2 separate regions of the Homo sapiens genome follow, and region 1 is linked to region 2. A link is a loop called in an ENCODE intact Hi-C map of the cell type or tissue named here. Cell type or tissue: mammary epithelial cell. All regions are shown on one strand.

The links. A loop is a pair of places that touch in the nucleus more often than their neighbours do. Peaks named below come from ENCODE experiments on the same cell type or tissue, not always from the same donor. Only the 100,000 strongest peaks of a DNase experiment are listed, where the experiment ranks them.
Region 1: a loop joins it to region 2, with 15 times the contacts of the local background. A loop is called at or near these places in 5 of 110 quality-filtered maps.

Annotation. Positions count from the first base shown.
Region 1 is chr13:26,625,576-26,633,575 of GRCh38, forward strand. The region is part of intron 2 of WASF3 (WASP family member 3); the gene reads left to right. Among named protein-coding and RNA genes, the nearest start is that of WASF3, 72 kb to the left of the region's middle. In mammary epithelial cell, CTCF peaks have their summits at 3,336 (motif pointing left) and 3,870 (motif pointing left); no DNase peak of the experiment used is centred here.
Region 2 is chr13:26,183,292-26,191,291 of GRCh38, forward strand. It overlaps a transcript of RNF6 not described here. Among named protein-coding and RNA genes, the nearest start is that of RNF6, 35 kb to the right of the region's middle. RefSeq lists enhancers at 2,854-3,023, 3,074-3,123. In mammary epithelial cell, CTCF peaks have their summits at 1,601 (motif pointing right) and 3,403; a DNase peak (open chromatin) is centred at 3,330; H3K4me3 peaks cover 1,588 bases.

The DNA of each region.
Region 1 (8,000 bases), 440 kb after region 2:
TTTTGTTCTGTTCAGGTTCTCAGTGGATTGGATGATGCCCACCCACCTTGGTGAGGGTGGATCTTTTTTTACTCAGTCCACTGATTCTAGTGCTGATGTCTTTCAGAAGCACCCTCTCACAGACTCACCCAGAGATAATGTTTCAGCAGCTCTGGGTATCTCCTAGCCCAGTCAGCTTGACACATAAAATGAACCATTACATTATTCTAAAGTTACAGTGTTCTCACACTATGCATGAAGTTGTTCAGTATTATTCGAAGGTAGGTGTGATAAGCTAAAAATGTATATATCTATAGTAAGCTCTAGAGCAACTACTATGAAAAACGTAAAAAGAATAAAAACCAGTTGTGGAGATGAAATGACATCATAACAAATAACTGAAAGAAAGCAGAAAAAGAGCTTTTGGACCAAAGAACAGGTGGGACAAATAGAAAACCACTAGCAGGATGTGTTAAAGAAAAAATTATTTAATAAGACTTGTTAAAGCATGGTAAAGACTTTTATTCAGGACCATTGCAGAAGGTAGAGGAGCCACTGCAACAGCATCTTGCAGTAGGGGAGAGAGATTGGGTTCAACTCTGAATACAGCATGGGCAAGTGGGGACTTATAGCCAAGGATCAGTGAGAGGGTCAGTGGATGGAAAAGTACTAAGAGGAGGACGTCAGGGGTTAGGAGAATTCTGGCTGACGCCTAAGAGGATTCTTGCTGAAGATAGCCAGGGTGATGCGATGTCATCTGGGGGATGGTGGACAGTTAGGAACCTGATGAGATATTGAGGATAAACAAATTTTGAGGATGGCAAGGAATGTTCTTGCTAAACACATTTAGCAGGGGTCTTTGCTAGAAACTGAATTTTACAAAGAAGGTGCACAGATGGGCCTAGCAGAAGGTTCAGAAGCCTGACTGAAGTTTGGCCAAGCAAAGAATCTTTGTCAGATGGAAGGTTTAAATTCAGCCACATCAACAATTACATTGAATGTAAATGATCTAAACACCCTAGTTAAAAGTCAGAGATTGTAAAATTGGATAAAAAAGCAACACAACCGTATGCTCTCCAAAATAAATTCTCTTTAAATACATAGAAACAGAAAGGTTAAAATTAGAAGGAAAAACTTGTAAACACTAATCAAAATAAGGAATGACCGTTATATCAAAGTAGACTTTGGAACAAAGATTATTATTAGGGGTAAATGGGACATTACATAATGATAATGGGATCATTTCCCCAAGAAGACTTAATAATCTTAAATATGTGGCTACATTCAACAACAGATCTTTAAAATACAGAAACAAAAACTGATAGAACTCAGGGGAGAAGTTGACAAATACACAATTATTGTTGACGTCTTCAACAACTCCTCTCTGAGGACAGTAGGAAGTAAAATTCGCTACCCAGTTTGCTGTAAACACATATAAATGCTGAATAGAGTATAACCAAGAAAGTAGAAAGTAGAAAGCACATTGATATGATTTTGAAATTCTTTAATCATTTGGCTTTAATTGGAAGAGTACCAATTGGAGAAGTTCAGTGCCAGTATTCAGGCATTTAATTGTACAACATGTAAAATTAGAGGAGAAATTTAGGTTTAGATTAATTGCATGAGAAATAAAATTAGAGGACAAATGTTAGTATCTTATTTTGGTAATATAAAATTAATTAAAATTATATTACTATCAACATCTTATACTATACTTTTTTTTTTATTTTCATGTGAGCCTCTCAACAACCTGTAAGGCAGGCAGGGAAGGTGTAACTAGTATTACTGCACAGGGACTCATGGAGTTATTTTGATAGGGTAATATATAAAATCAGAGGTGGGGTGTACATTTATTGCTGTGCATGCAACATTGTCTACCCCATTTCCTGTAACTAATATCCTCAATATCTATCTGGTTCTTTGTTTTGGTTTTTCACCTATACCTAGTCAAAGTTTATATGTGTCACTGTTTATTCATTCAGAATACATTTGAGGATACATTGGGGTGGGCTGGGGGGACGTGAAATGTGGTAGGTGTTGTAGTAATGAAGGGACAATTAAAACGAAGGCTAAGAATTCTTAAGAGAATCCTCGCAAATGGCAGTAGGAAGTAAAATTAGCTACCCAAGTTGCTATAAACACATACAAATGTTGGATAGAGTATAACCAAGTATGTGTGTATGCACTTATATATGTATATATTTATATTTAAAATAGATATACCTAATGCTAGATGACGAGTTAGTGGGTGCAGCACACCAGCATGGAACATGTATACATATGTAACTAACCTGCACAATGTGCACATGTACCCTAAAACTTAAAGTATAATAATAAAGAAAAAAAAACCCTAAAAATAAAATAAAATAAAATATATATGTATTTTAAAACATTGCCATGCTTGAACGAATCAGCAATCTTCCCTAGGTGTTAGGAGCTGAGAGAGTTGGAGGGAAGATGCTTAGAGCTAGAGGCCAGGGTTTAATGCTGCCCGTACATGGAAATGTGTTTCAGGCCAACCTGATGGAATGAGCTAGAACTGAGACCTCAGAATAAATGCTGGGATGTTCAAAGGGCTGTCAAATCCCGTAAAAGTTGGGTAGAAAACCTGCGCTCGCCAATCCTGAGAAATAGCTTGCCATCTGCCTGGGGCTCCAAATAGTAAGAAAACAAAACAAACAAATGTGTTAGGGAGAAATTAGAACCACAGTCTTGGCCAGGGGCACAGCAAAAGAAAACATAAAATTGTTCTACAAGGAAACTTTTCTAAAACAAGGTGCAGAGAACAACCCCCTACCCCCACCATGAGAAAGAGTTTGCAGTAAGAGGTTAGACACACTAGCAAGTGTCAGCAGGTGCTGCACATGTGTGAGGGCACATGCACACAGAGAATTAGCACAGCAAGTATGAATTAAGGTAGGTAATTAAGCTACCTGGCTCCTCCCAGGAGGAGATGCCAAGGTAGGATTACAAGTTCAAGGATCCTGAATGGATCACCTGGGTTCCTTCCTGCCTCCTTTGCATGAACACAGTCTTACCTCTTCCTGCTGGCTGGAGTCAGTTTCCTCTGCCAGTACGGAGATTCCTCTTTTCATTTTCTATTCCATGGTAACATGAGTCCAAAGTACCGTGGTGGCATCCAGAACTTGCAGTTCAGTGGGATCTTTGCCTTGTTCCTGCTAAGTGTGTGCCCCATTTCAGACCCCCAGCCCTGCAGTGTCCACTGGTGCAGAATGGGAAGCACAAAGTTCCCCTGGGCTGTTGGTGGTGATCATTAAGTAGGGCTTTTCTTGCCTCCAGCCCTAGGCGCCTAAGCCCACATGTCCTCCTCCTTGGGATCCCACTGCCATCTAGAGGCCTCTGATGTATAAGTGTACTGTGTTGTGGAGTATGACCATCCTTTCAGAGTGTCTGGCAAGCTTGTGCTTCAGTGTGCCTTGAAAAGGCTGGCCCAGCGTTCATTGGGATGGACCCGCGTTGGGTGGTTTGATATGTGATGTGACCATTGGATCCTGTCGATGGGCCCACGCTCGACGTCCTTCACTGTAAAGTGGGTCCCCTCGTCAGATGCGATGATGTGTGGGGTCCATCAGGCTGATAATTCTGGGTGGACTTATCGATGATGCAGGCTGGCGGATTTTGCCTGCTTTGTGTTCAGTGTCTCTTTGGTGGGAAACTTTCCAGTGGAGGTTAACAAGTGATACAGAAATCTTCACCCTGTGCCCACTCCCGAATTTCTACCCACATGGCCTTTATCCAGATCTCCTTGTTCCTCATCTTCCAGTTCTTTTTATTTCAGTACCTTGACCATACAACCAGGCTGTTGGCCACTGCCCACACATCTGCACGCATTTCAGATCAAGCTACGCGGTGTCATGAACTGGTGTCCTGCCCACAGCTCCACCTGCTGGGAAGATTTTCCTTTCCACTGTCTCTGAGGGCCATCCTGAGTACTGCTGCAGCACACACAGTCCATTTTTGACTAACACCATGTGCTGAGCTGATCCGTCTGAAAAACCAAGCTCAGGCTTTCCTTCCTCCTTCCCCTGGATGTATGAGTCTGCTGCCTGTGTAACCTAGGCACACAGGGGAGGGGCACTACAGCTCTTGGGGGTGACTTGGAGGTCTGGGCTTCCTGCTCATGGGACTCACTTGTATCCTGTGGTTCTACTGTGGTTCAATCTTGAATGTCCCATTTCTATTTTATGGTCAACTGCTGCTAGTTTGAATTAATAACTTGACTGACAGAACTTAGCTCATTCTGGGGAGCTTTGCATGCCTGGACCCCTGGTTCTCTGTGATCTCTACCAGGTCTTGGTAATATAGTACATTTAATACTCTGATGTGATGGCAGGTCCTAGGGCCTTGCCTTTGATTCTCCTGCTGGAGCTTGCCACAAACTCCATATTGTCCTGTTTTCCTTATTTTTTAAATTTTTCTTTTATTTTTATTTATTTATTTTTTGAGTCTCAGGGCATTTATTTTGTAAGGAACATGTTTGAAAAGGGGCATTTTAATTATCCTGTAAATGTTTTTACCTCAGCAATAATGTTTACATAGCTAGTAATCATGGCTCTCAGGCATGATGAGTTTTACTGTTGTTAAGTTTTGTTTTGTTTTTATACTTAAAGTTCTAGGGTACATGTGCACAACATGCAGGTTTGTTACATAGGTATACATGTGCCATGTTGGTTTGCTGCACTCACTAACTCGTCATTTACATTAGGTATTTCTCCTAATGCTGTCCTTCCCCCAGCCCCCCAACCCCCAACAGGCCCTGGTGTGTGATGTTCCCTGCCCTGTGTCCAAGTGTTCTCATTGTTCAATTCCCACCTATGAGTGAGAACATGCAGTGTTTGGTTTTCTGTCCTTGTGATAGTTTGCTGAGAAGGATGGTTTCTGGCTTCATCCATATTCCTGCAAAGGACATGAACTCATCCTTTTTTGTGGCTGCACAGTATTCCATGGTTTATATATGTCACATTTTCTTAATCCAGTCTATCATTGATGGACATTTGGGTTGGTTCCAAGTCTTTGCTATTGTGAATAGTGCCGCAGTAAACATACGTGTACATGTGTCTTTATAGTAGCATGATTTACAATCCTTTGGGTATATACCCAGTAATGGGATCGCTGGGTCAAATGCTATTTCTAGTTCTAGATCCTTGAGGAATCACCACACTGTCTTCCATAATGGTTGAACTAATTTACACTCCCACCAACAGTGTAAAAGCATTGCTATTTCTCCACATCCTCTCCAGCATATGTTGTTTCCTGACTTTTTAATGATTGCCATTCTAACTGGTGTGAGATGGTATCTCATTGTGGTTTTGATTTGCATTTCTCTGATGGCCAGTGATGATGAGCATTTTTTCATGTGTCTGTTGGCTGCATAAATGTCTTCTTTTGAGAAGTGTCTGTTCATATCCTTTGCCTACTTTTTGATGGGTTGTTTTTTTCTTGTAAATTTGTTTGGTTCATTGTAGATTCTGGATATTAGCCCTTTGTCAGATGAGTAGATTGCAAAAATTTTCTCCCATTCTGTAGGTTGCCTCTTCACTCTGATGGTAGTTTCTTTTGCCATGCAGAAGCTCTTTAGTTTAATTAGATCCCATTTGTTTATTCTGGCTTTTGTTTCCATTGCTTTTGATATTACTGCACAGGGACTCATGGAGTCCTGAAGTCCTTGCCCATGCCTATGTCCTGAATGGTATTGCCTAGGTTTTCTTCTAGAGTTTTTATGGTTTTAGGTCTAACATTTAAATCTTTAATCTGTCTTGAGTTAATTTTTGTATAAGGTATAAGGAAGGGATCCAGTTTTAGCTTTCTACATATGGCTAGCCAGTTTTCCCAGCACCATTTATTAAATAGGGAATCCTTTCTCCATTTCTTGTTTTTGTCAGGTTTGTCAAAGATCAGATGGTTGTAGATGTGTGGTGTTATTTCTGAGGCCTCTGTTCGGTTCCATTGGTCTATATCTCTGTTTTGGTACCAGTACCATGCTGTTTTGGTTACTGTAGGCTTGTAGTATAGTTTGAAGTCAGGTAGCGTGATGCCTCCAGCTTTGTTCTTTTTGCTTAGGATTGTCTTGGCAATGTGGGCTCTTTTTTCGTTCCATATGAACTTTAAAGTAGTTTTTTCCAATTCTGTGAAGAAAGTCATTGGTAGCTTGATGGGGATGGCATTGAATCTATAAATTACCTTGGGCAGTATGGCCATTTTCACAATATTGATTCTTCCTATCCATGAGCATGGAATGTTTTTCCATTTGTTTGTGTCCTCTTTCATTTTGTTGAGCAGTGGTTTGTAGTTCTCCTTGAAGACGTCCTTCACGTCCCTTGTAAGTTGGATTCCTAGGTATTTTATTCTCTTTGTAGCAATTGTGAATGGGAGTTCACTCATGATTTGGCTCTTTGTTTGTCTGTTATTGGTGTATAGGAATGCTTGTAATTTTTGCACGTTGATTTTGTATCCTGAGACTTTGCTGAAGTAGCTTATCAGCTTAAGGAGATTTTGGGCTGAGACGATGGGGTTTTCTAAATATACAATCATGTCATCTGCAAACAGGGACAATTTGACTTCCTCTTTTCCTAATTAAATACCTTTATTTGTTTCTCTTGCCTGATTGCCCTGGCCAGAACTTCGAATACTATGTTGAATAAGCATGGTGAGAGAGGGCATCCTTGTCTTGTGCCGGTTTTCAGAGGGAATGCTTCCAGTTTTTGCCCATTCAGTATGATATTGGCTGTGGGTTTGTCATAAATAGCTCTTATTATTTTGAGGTACGTTTCATCAATACCTAGTTTATTGAGAGTTTTTAGCACAAAGGACTGTTGAATTTTGTCAAAGGCCTTTCCTGCATCTATTGAGGTAATCATGTGGTTTTTGTCGTTGGTTCTGTGTATGTGATGGATTACGTTTATTGATTTGCATATGTTGAACCAGCCTTGCATCCCAGGCATGAAGCTGACTTGATCATGGTGGATAAGCTTTTTGATGTGCTGCTGGATTTGGTTTGCCAGTATTTTATTAAGGATTTTCACATTGAAGTTCATCAGGGATATTGATCTAAAATTCTCTTTGTTTATTGTGTCTCTGCCAGGCTTTGGTATCACGATGATGCTGGCCCCATAAAATGAGTTAGGGAAGATTCCCTCTTTTTCTGTCGATTGGAATCGTTTCAGAAGGAATGGTACCAGCTCCTCTTTGTACCTCTGGTAGAATTAGGCTGTGAATCTGTCTGGTCCTGGACTTTTTTTGGTGGGTAGGCTATTAATTATTGCCTGAATTTCAGAGCCTGTTATTGGTCTAGTCAGAGATTCAACTTCTTCCTGGTTTAGTCTTGGGAGGGTGTATGTGTCCAGGAATTTATCCATTTCTTCTAGATTTTCTAGTTTATTTCCATAGAGGTGTTTATAGTATTCTCCGATGGTAGTTTGTATTCCTGTGGGATTGGTGGTGATACCCCCTTTATCATTTTTTATTGTGTCTATTTGATTCTTTTCTCTTTTCTTCTTTATTAGTCTTGCTAGTGGTCTATCAATTTTGTTGATCTTTTCAGAAAACCAGCTCCTGGATTCATTGATTTTTTGAAGGATTTCTTGTGTCTTTATCTCCTTCAGTTCTGTTTTGATCTTAGTTATTTCTTTTTTTTTTTTTTTTCTTGAGGCAGAGTTTTGCTCTTGTTGCCCAGGCTGGAGTGCAATGGCGTCATCTCAGCTCATCACAACCTCTGCCTCCCGGGTTCAAGCAATTCTCCTGCCTCAGCCTCCCGAGTAGCTGGGATTACAGGCATGTGCCACCACGTCCGGCTAATTTTTTGTATTTTTAGTAGAGGTGGGGTTTCTCCATGTTGGTCAGGCTGTTCTCAAACTCCTGACCTCAGGTGATCTGCCCACCTCGGCCTCCCAAAGTGCTGGGATTAAAGGCTTGAGCCACCACAGCCGGCCGATCTTAGTTATTTCTTGCCTTCTGCTAGCATTTGAATTTGTTGCTTCTTGCTTCTCTAGTTCTTTTAATTG
Region 2 (8,000 bases):
CCTTTATAGAGTATTGACCATGACATTACAGAGAAATACAATAAATTGTGAAGGAAGCCTCACAATTTAGAAGCGCCAATGTGAGGAGCTCAAAATCAATGAGACATGTAAAGCAATTCTACTTTTTCTTCCTTCCTTTCTTTCCCCACTCTGCCTAGACACTTTGGGCATCTGTGTATATTTGCTGGTAGGTGTTTTATTTGTGAGATAGGATGGGGATCAGGACTCTAATTCACTTATGATCATTTGCCTCCCTGCGTATATCCATAGTAGATTGTGAGCAACTTGAAGGTAGGAGCAGCTTAAACAGATTCTGAAACATATTACTTTTTGCAGAAGTGAAACTGAGAAGGTAAAATGGAATGTTAGCCATGCAGTAAAAAATAGTTTTGGACTAATACAGAATAGCAACTGAATTATTTATATATACAATTCGCAGCTTAGCAAACAATTTCATGGTTAACTGCATTCTGTGCTATACTTTTCACTCATATTCTCACAGAAAGTATAGATTACTTTGCTTGAAAATTCATAAAAAATCTACAATATATTCCTCGAATTATTTATATATTTTTATATATATAAAATATAGGTTTTTTTATACTTATTTATATATGTAATATATACAATATTTATTTTTTTATAATTATTCATATATATACATACTGGTGGAGCTGCCCTCCACCAGCAGATAAATAAAATATATATATATATATATATATATATATTTTTTTTTTTTTTTTTTTTTTTTTTGAGACAGAGTCTCGCTCTGTTGCTCAGGCTGGAGTGCAGTGACACGATCTCGGCTCACTGCAAGCTCCGTCTCCTTAGGTTCACGCCATTCTCCTGCCTCAGCCTCCCGAGTAGCTGGGGCTACAGGTGCCCGCCACCCACCACGCCAGGCTAATGTTTTGTATTTTTAGCAGAGACGGGGTTCCACCCTGTTAGCCAGGATGGTCTCGATCTCCTGACCTCGTGATTCGCCCGTCTCGGCCTCCCAAAGTGCTGGGATTACGGGCGTGAGCCACCGCGCCCGGCCGCCTCAAATTATATTCTAATCAGTCTCCCTCAGTTTAGCCTCTGCATAAAGGCACTTTAAAAGTCTTCGAACACTGAACTCTCAAGTGAAAAAGACATGTTGTTGTATAAAAATCTGTTTTATGCTTTTTGCTCTAGAAGTCTCTAAGGCTTAAAAATCAGCAGGGCATATTCTGCTATCAAAACTACAACAGTATAATTTAGTTGTCTTCAAAGTAAAAAGATTTGTAAGACTTGACATATGAGAACAGATTATCTAATTGTTTCCCCTTTATTGAGTATTGGCCATGATGTTACAGAGACGAACATTCAGTTTTGAGTCACTTCTACTCGCAGATGTTTCAACGTTTCCTGGTCCATAATGACTGCACAATACGAGTATCTCTGCCTTTTAAAGCTGTTCTGGCTTAAAACAATGCCTCACCTTACATTTTCTATGAGTGAAAATAACGTAGATTGAATGCTAAGCATACACACTGTGCAGGCCACAAAGGATAAATCTGTGGACTCCTGCAGAAGGCAGGCGATCCAAAGCAAATGTCCTTAGCTGCCCTCCACCAGTAGAGGGCAGCCCTCTCCCTACAAACTGTCTACCTAGTGAGCTCCAAAGTGCGCTGCAGGAAATTATTTTAGAACTTGTAGGTATTGTTATCATTTTATTGATTGATTGATTGATTGACTATTAAGACAGGATTTCACTCAGCCACCCCAAGCTGTAGTGAAGTGGCACAAACACGGTTCATTGCAGCCTCAACTTCCCAGGATCAAGCCATTCTCCCACCTCAGCCTCCCAAGCAGCTGGGACAACAGGCGCACACCACCATGCCCGGCTAATTTTTTCAAATTATTTTTTGTACAGATGGGATCTCACTATGCTGCCCACGCTGGTCTCGAACTAATGGGCTCAAGCTATCTGACCGCCTCGGCCTCCAAAAGTGCTGGAGTTACAGGCATGAGCCATCATCCCCGACCAAGGTATTATTTTTATTTTAGCTTTTTAAAATTTCTATTTGGTGTGCTCTTTGTAATAATACATAAATATATATATGAGCATGCATTACATTTTTATAACTTATAAATAAATACATATACATATACATTTGAAGTGCATTTTTTTTAAAAAAAGTTGTTACTTGGCTGGGCACAGTGGCTCACGCCTGTAATCCCAGCACTTTGGGAGGCCGAGGTGGGCGGATCACGAGGTCAAGAGATCGAGACTATCCTGGCCAACATGGTGAAACCCCGTCTCTACTAAAAATACAAAAAATTAGCCTGGCGTGGTGGCAGGCGCCTGTTATCACAGCTACTTGGGAGGCTGAGGCAGGAGAATCGCTTGAACCCGGGAGGCGGAGGTTGCAGTGAGCCGAGATCGTGCCACTGCACTCCAGCCTGGGCAAAACGAGCGAAACCCTGTCTCAAAAAAAAGTTGTTACTTAAAGTAATGCATTGTCAACAGAAGTGTAGAGGCCATGATTCTAAACTTGTGTTCTCTACGCCTAACTACGAACCTTGTGCCTTTCCAAAACCAAAGGTCACACTTCTGGAAAGTTCCTTCCTCCCTCACATTCAATATCTATTTAGAGAACACACACTATGTCCTAGCTTCTGCTAGGTTCTGAAAATACAGTAAGAGGCAAAAGAGCCATAGCCCCTCCCACCCCGTGCCCTTATGAAACTTGCAGTCTACATAAACATAGATATGAAACAAACACAAAATGTATGTTTTAACCCTAAAATGCGATAGGGAAGCCAGTCAGACGATTTACTCGGGAGTAAGAATTCAGGTCATTCACCAAGGCGCCCATGTCAAAGCTTCATCACCCGCCTCGCGGCCCTAAAACGTGTCAGAGTCATGATACACACAACGCAGAGGAAAAGTTCAAAAACAGATCTTAAAAAGAGAAGTGAAAGCAAGCGATCAAAACATTTCTGGAAATCTGACACATCTGGAGTGCCGTGTGGAGACGCCAGGGCGCGTGGAGCTTTGAGCAGTTAAAAACCCAGACCGGGAGGCCAGTGCGTGTGTAAGACCGCGTTTCTCTGCAAGGCTGTCCCGCGGCAGGAACGCGCTCGTTGGGCCGCAGAGCAAGAGCGGGACGCGCCGGGGGGCGTCTGCGTGGCACGTGGGCCCCGCAGCCAGTCGCGCTACCGACTGGCAGTCAGCGGAGACGCTTCGGAGCAGGTCTGTTAGGGCGCGCGCACACACATGCACGTGCACGAGCGCACGTACACGCGCACACCGCCAGCGCGGACCCTGACGGGGCCGAGCCTCGGAATTGGGCCTCCTCGGCCGCCGTCGTCTTCTCAGCTCTCACAGGGCCCGCAGCGGCGCTATACCTTCGGCCACAGGTAGCGCGTTCCTTCGCTGTGCTGACCGTCGATCCCGGGGGCGCTAGAGCGCCGGCTCCGGGGAGGGCAGGGAAGCGTCAGGGACCTTTCTTCTTCTTTTTTTTTTTTTCTTTTTTTGAGACGGAGTCTCGTTCTGTCGCCCAGGCTGGAGTGTAGTGGCGCGATCTCGGCTCACTGCAATTTCCGCCTCCCAGGTTCACGCCATTCTCCTGCCTCAGCCTCCCGAGTAGCTGGGACTACAGGCGCCCGCCACCACGCCCGGCTAATTTTGTGTATTTTTAGTAGAGACGGGGTTTCACCGTGTTAGCCAGGATGGTCTCGATCTCCTGACTTCGTGATCCACCCACCTCGGCCTCCCAAAGTGCTGAGATTACAGGCATGAGCCACCGCGCCCGGCAAGCGTCAGGGACCTTTCTAGAGCCTTGCTTGGCCTGAGGTCCGGGACTGGGGCTGTCCCCGCTTCCTGTTTCTGCCATCAGTGGGGCCACAGGCCTGAAGACGGCTTGTACCGCCACCTTGGGCGCCTCTGCTCCTGGCTGCGACGTGGGGCGTCCTAGCCTTCGGACCGGGAACCTGATAGGAGACGAATAGAAAGGGGGAAAGCCCTGGAAAATTAAGCCGGCACAAGAAGGGGGAAACGTTTGGAGGTCAGGCAAGGCTGATGGCCTTGGGGATCGCGGAGCAGGAGGCTTACTGGGATGTCCAGTGTGAGAATGTCAGCCCGTGAGCTCTGGTGTGCAAGAAAAATGCCTCTTTTCTGGATTTCAGGTGAATTTCTGACTCCTCTGGGCTACATACGACCACCCTTCCCTGGCCCCCTCTGGTGAACTGGTTATAAAAGAAAAATTACCCTAGTTCTTCCTGCGGTCCCCTCCCCAGGGATTAGGCCAAGTTCTGGAAGCTTATTGGGTGACTTAGTGGGTATGTTAATGGTTAAGTAACGTACCCAAGGTCTTATTGCCAATCAGTGGCAAAGTCAGGATTCAAATGCAGATCTCTTGGACTCCAGAGGCTGGAGTTTATTAAATGTTTAGCCCCAGCTCTATTTGATTTTGGGGGTTTTTTAAGACAGTCTCTATCTGTTGCCCAGGATGGAGTGCAGTGGTGCAATCTTAGCTCACTGCAGCCTTGAACTGTTGGGCTTAAGCAGTCCTCCTGCCTCAGCCTCCCAACTAGCTGGGACTACAGGCGTGTGCCACCACACCTGGTTCCTAGCTCTATTTGAGACCACAGTGGCCTGAAGTGTAAAGCACACTGGACACTAGGTGTCAAAAAATAGAACTAGAAGTCAACAAGTGATCTAAAACAAGATTCTGTAGGTGTCTGGGCATCAGTTTCATCATCTGGGTGAAATGGACTTGAACCTGTTAATATCCAAGGTCCCTTCAGCCCTAATAGTCTAGGAATTCTAGAGAGTGTAACTGCTCATTTGCAGGCTGCCATCCAGACCATCACAACTGTCTTGTGGCTCATGGAGACTTTCAGATTGATGCAGTGGCTCCAAGGCGAAGTGACCTCAATTGCTGATGCAAAACTAGATTCTATAAGTGTAAACTGGTGGTTCACAAGGACAGGTGAGAAGTGCTGATGGTGGCAAGGGAGGCAATTATAACAATATCCCTCCCCTTCTACCCCATCCTCCACCCCACTTGTGACAGACATAGACAAGGACTTAATTGTGGCACAGAGGAAGGGCAACTGACTCTTGAGACCAGTGAATCTGTAGTCAAAACGCACTGATCACTGTTGAATAACTACTGGAATTATCAAGAGTCTGGCTGAATTTACATTTTACTTTCCAAAACAAATATAACCAAAAATTCCAGTCACTGCATAAGCCAGAAGCAGGTGACACACAGAAGTGAAGACTGAGGGGAGTTTAGGTGAAAGCTGCAGCTGTTCTCTCCCTTTTAGTGGGGGCTTTAGTTGGACAAGTCAAAAGAGCTTTTTTTTTTTTTTTTTTTTTTTTTTTTTTGAGATGAAGTCTCACTCTGTTGCCAGGCTGGAGTGGCATGATCTCGGCTCACTGCAACCTCTGCCTCTTCAGTTCAAGCACTTATCCTGCCTCAGCCTCCCAAGTAGCTGGGACTACAGGCACATGCCACCATGCCCGGTTAATTTTTGTATTTTTAGTAGAGATGAGGTTTCAACATGTTGGCCAGGATGGTCTCAATCTCTTGACCTCGTGATCTGCCCACCTTGGCCTCCCAAAGTGATGGGATTACAAGCATGAGCCACTGCGCCCGGCTCAGAACAGATTTCTGAAGAGGTTGTATGCAAACTGATTATTGTAGACTCAAAGGCTTACACTCCCATGAAGTAAGAGGGAGCTTTCTTAAATGTAAGATAGAATCAAAATATTCCTAGTAGCCAGGGATGGTGGCTAACGCCCGTAATCCCAGCACTTTGGGAGGCCGAGGCAGGTGGATCACCTGAGGTCAGGAGTTTGAGACCAGCCTGGCCAACATGGTGAAACTATGTCTCTACTAAAATACAAAAATTAGCTGGGTGTGGTGGCGGGCACCTGTAGTCCCAGCTACTGGGAAGGCTGAGGCAGGAGAATCGCTTGAACCCGGGAGGCGGAGGTTGCAGTGAGCCAAGGTCATGCCACTGCACTGCAGCCTGGGCGACAGAGCCAGACTCCATCTCAAAAAAAACGCTTCCTATTGTAATAGATCGTTGGATGAAAATATGCCACCTTGCCTCAATTACTCTAAATCAAATAACAGGCTTAGTGTGAGTTGGAATAAACCTATCAATGGCTACATTTTTTGTTTATGTATATCTGTGTTCATACGAAATTTCATATTTCATGCCAAGGAGGAAATGGAAAACTCCTAAAACTTTCAGAAGGGAAACTATTCTCATTTAAAGGCAGTTTGCCCCAATCTTAAGGAAACTCTGCCTGTTTTTGCTTCAGGCTTCCTTTTACAGAATCCAGAGGGGTAGAAAGTGATTTAGCTTCATCCTCAGCACATTGGATGATGAAACTTCAGACTGAGTTTGAGACAGGTAGCATTCATCCACTCTCATTTTTAAGCTCCTTGGAGATAGAGATTTCACAGTCTGCTTAATAAACCACTTCCATGTTTGTTTATTTATTTACACTCTCTGCTCAATTTTGCTGTAACCACTTCTGTGTTTAATAACCCTTACTGTTGGAATTGTTTTCCTGACTCTAATCCAATCACTACTCTGACAGTTTAGCATTTTGGATTCTTAGATCTGGAAAATATGGAAAATAGCCTTAAAGATCACTGTATTCATTTTCCACAAATTTGATGGATTAAAACACACAGATTAATTTTCTTACAGTTCTGTGCATTAGAAATCCAACACAGGTCTCACGGGGCTAAAATCAAGGTGTTGGCAGGACTGTGACCCTTAATGGAGGGTGCAGAGGTAAATCTTTTCCTTGCCCTTTCTACCCTTTAGAAACCGATCGAATGTGGTTTGTGGCCCTCTTCCTCCGTCTTCAAAGCCAGCAATGTTGCATCTCTGACCATTCTTCACATTTTCCTCTGACTCAACTCAGCAGGGAAAGGTTCTCTGAGGACACGTGAATAGATTGGGCCCGCCCTGATAATCCAGGATCATCTCCCTATTTTAAGATTTTTAATTTAATCACATCTACAAGATCTTTTTCCATATAAGGCAACATATTTATAGATTCTAGATATTAGGATGTAAACATCTTCAGAGGGTGAGGTGGGGGCATCGTTTTTCTACCTATCATAGTTATCTCTTCCAACTCACTTCTCAAAGCTGGAATCCCTCCTATGTGACTTCTGACAGATGCTTACCTAACTCAGTACTTCCACTGATGTGGAGGTTGCTGATTCATGAAGCTGCCAAGGAGAATGTTGGCCAACCCTAAATGTGAGGAAATTCTTCTGTTCAGTTACGATTCACATACATGGGTTCTTACCTTAAGCACAGGAGAAAACCTCACCTTGTATCCCCATAACACACCCAACACATGAAATTTTAAAAATATTTCAAGACAGCAAATGTTCTATTCATCAATTGAACATTTGAACACCTATGATATGTGGGTGCTATTCTAGGCTCCAGCAATAAAATGATTAATCAGCCAGACAAGGTTTACTACTGTTAATGTGACCTAATTCATCATTGTTTGCCACCTCTCTTCCTCAAAGGATGCAATGGCCAGTGGATTCATGGGTTCATCATCATCAGTATCAACATTGTGATCTTTTTGGTCATTTAGCATGAAACAAAAATCTATAAATCCAAAGGTGCTGAGTCATATGAAATGTCGGAATAGAGTGACCATCCATAAATTAGTTCTGAGAATACAGAATCATCATCCAGCTCCAGTGTTCAGTAGGCCAAGTCTCATTAAAGGATGCCATAAAATGAGAACATTAAACACTAATAAATAGGTGATATTCCATGGAACAGCCTTTCCATTTAGAAAAAAAGACATTTTAAGTTGGAGGGCAGGAGTGGTTTAATCGATTGTTCAATACACAATGTTGAGATAATTGGCCATCTGTTTAGAAGGAAAAAAATGGCTAAGGGACATTCTTATCTCCAACCATTCATAAAAGCTAATTCCAATGGATTAAATATATCTAAATGCATTCATT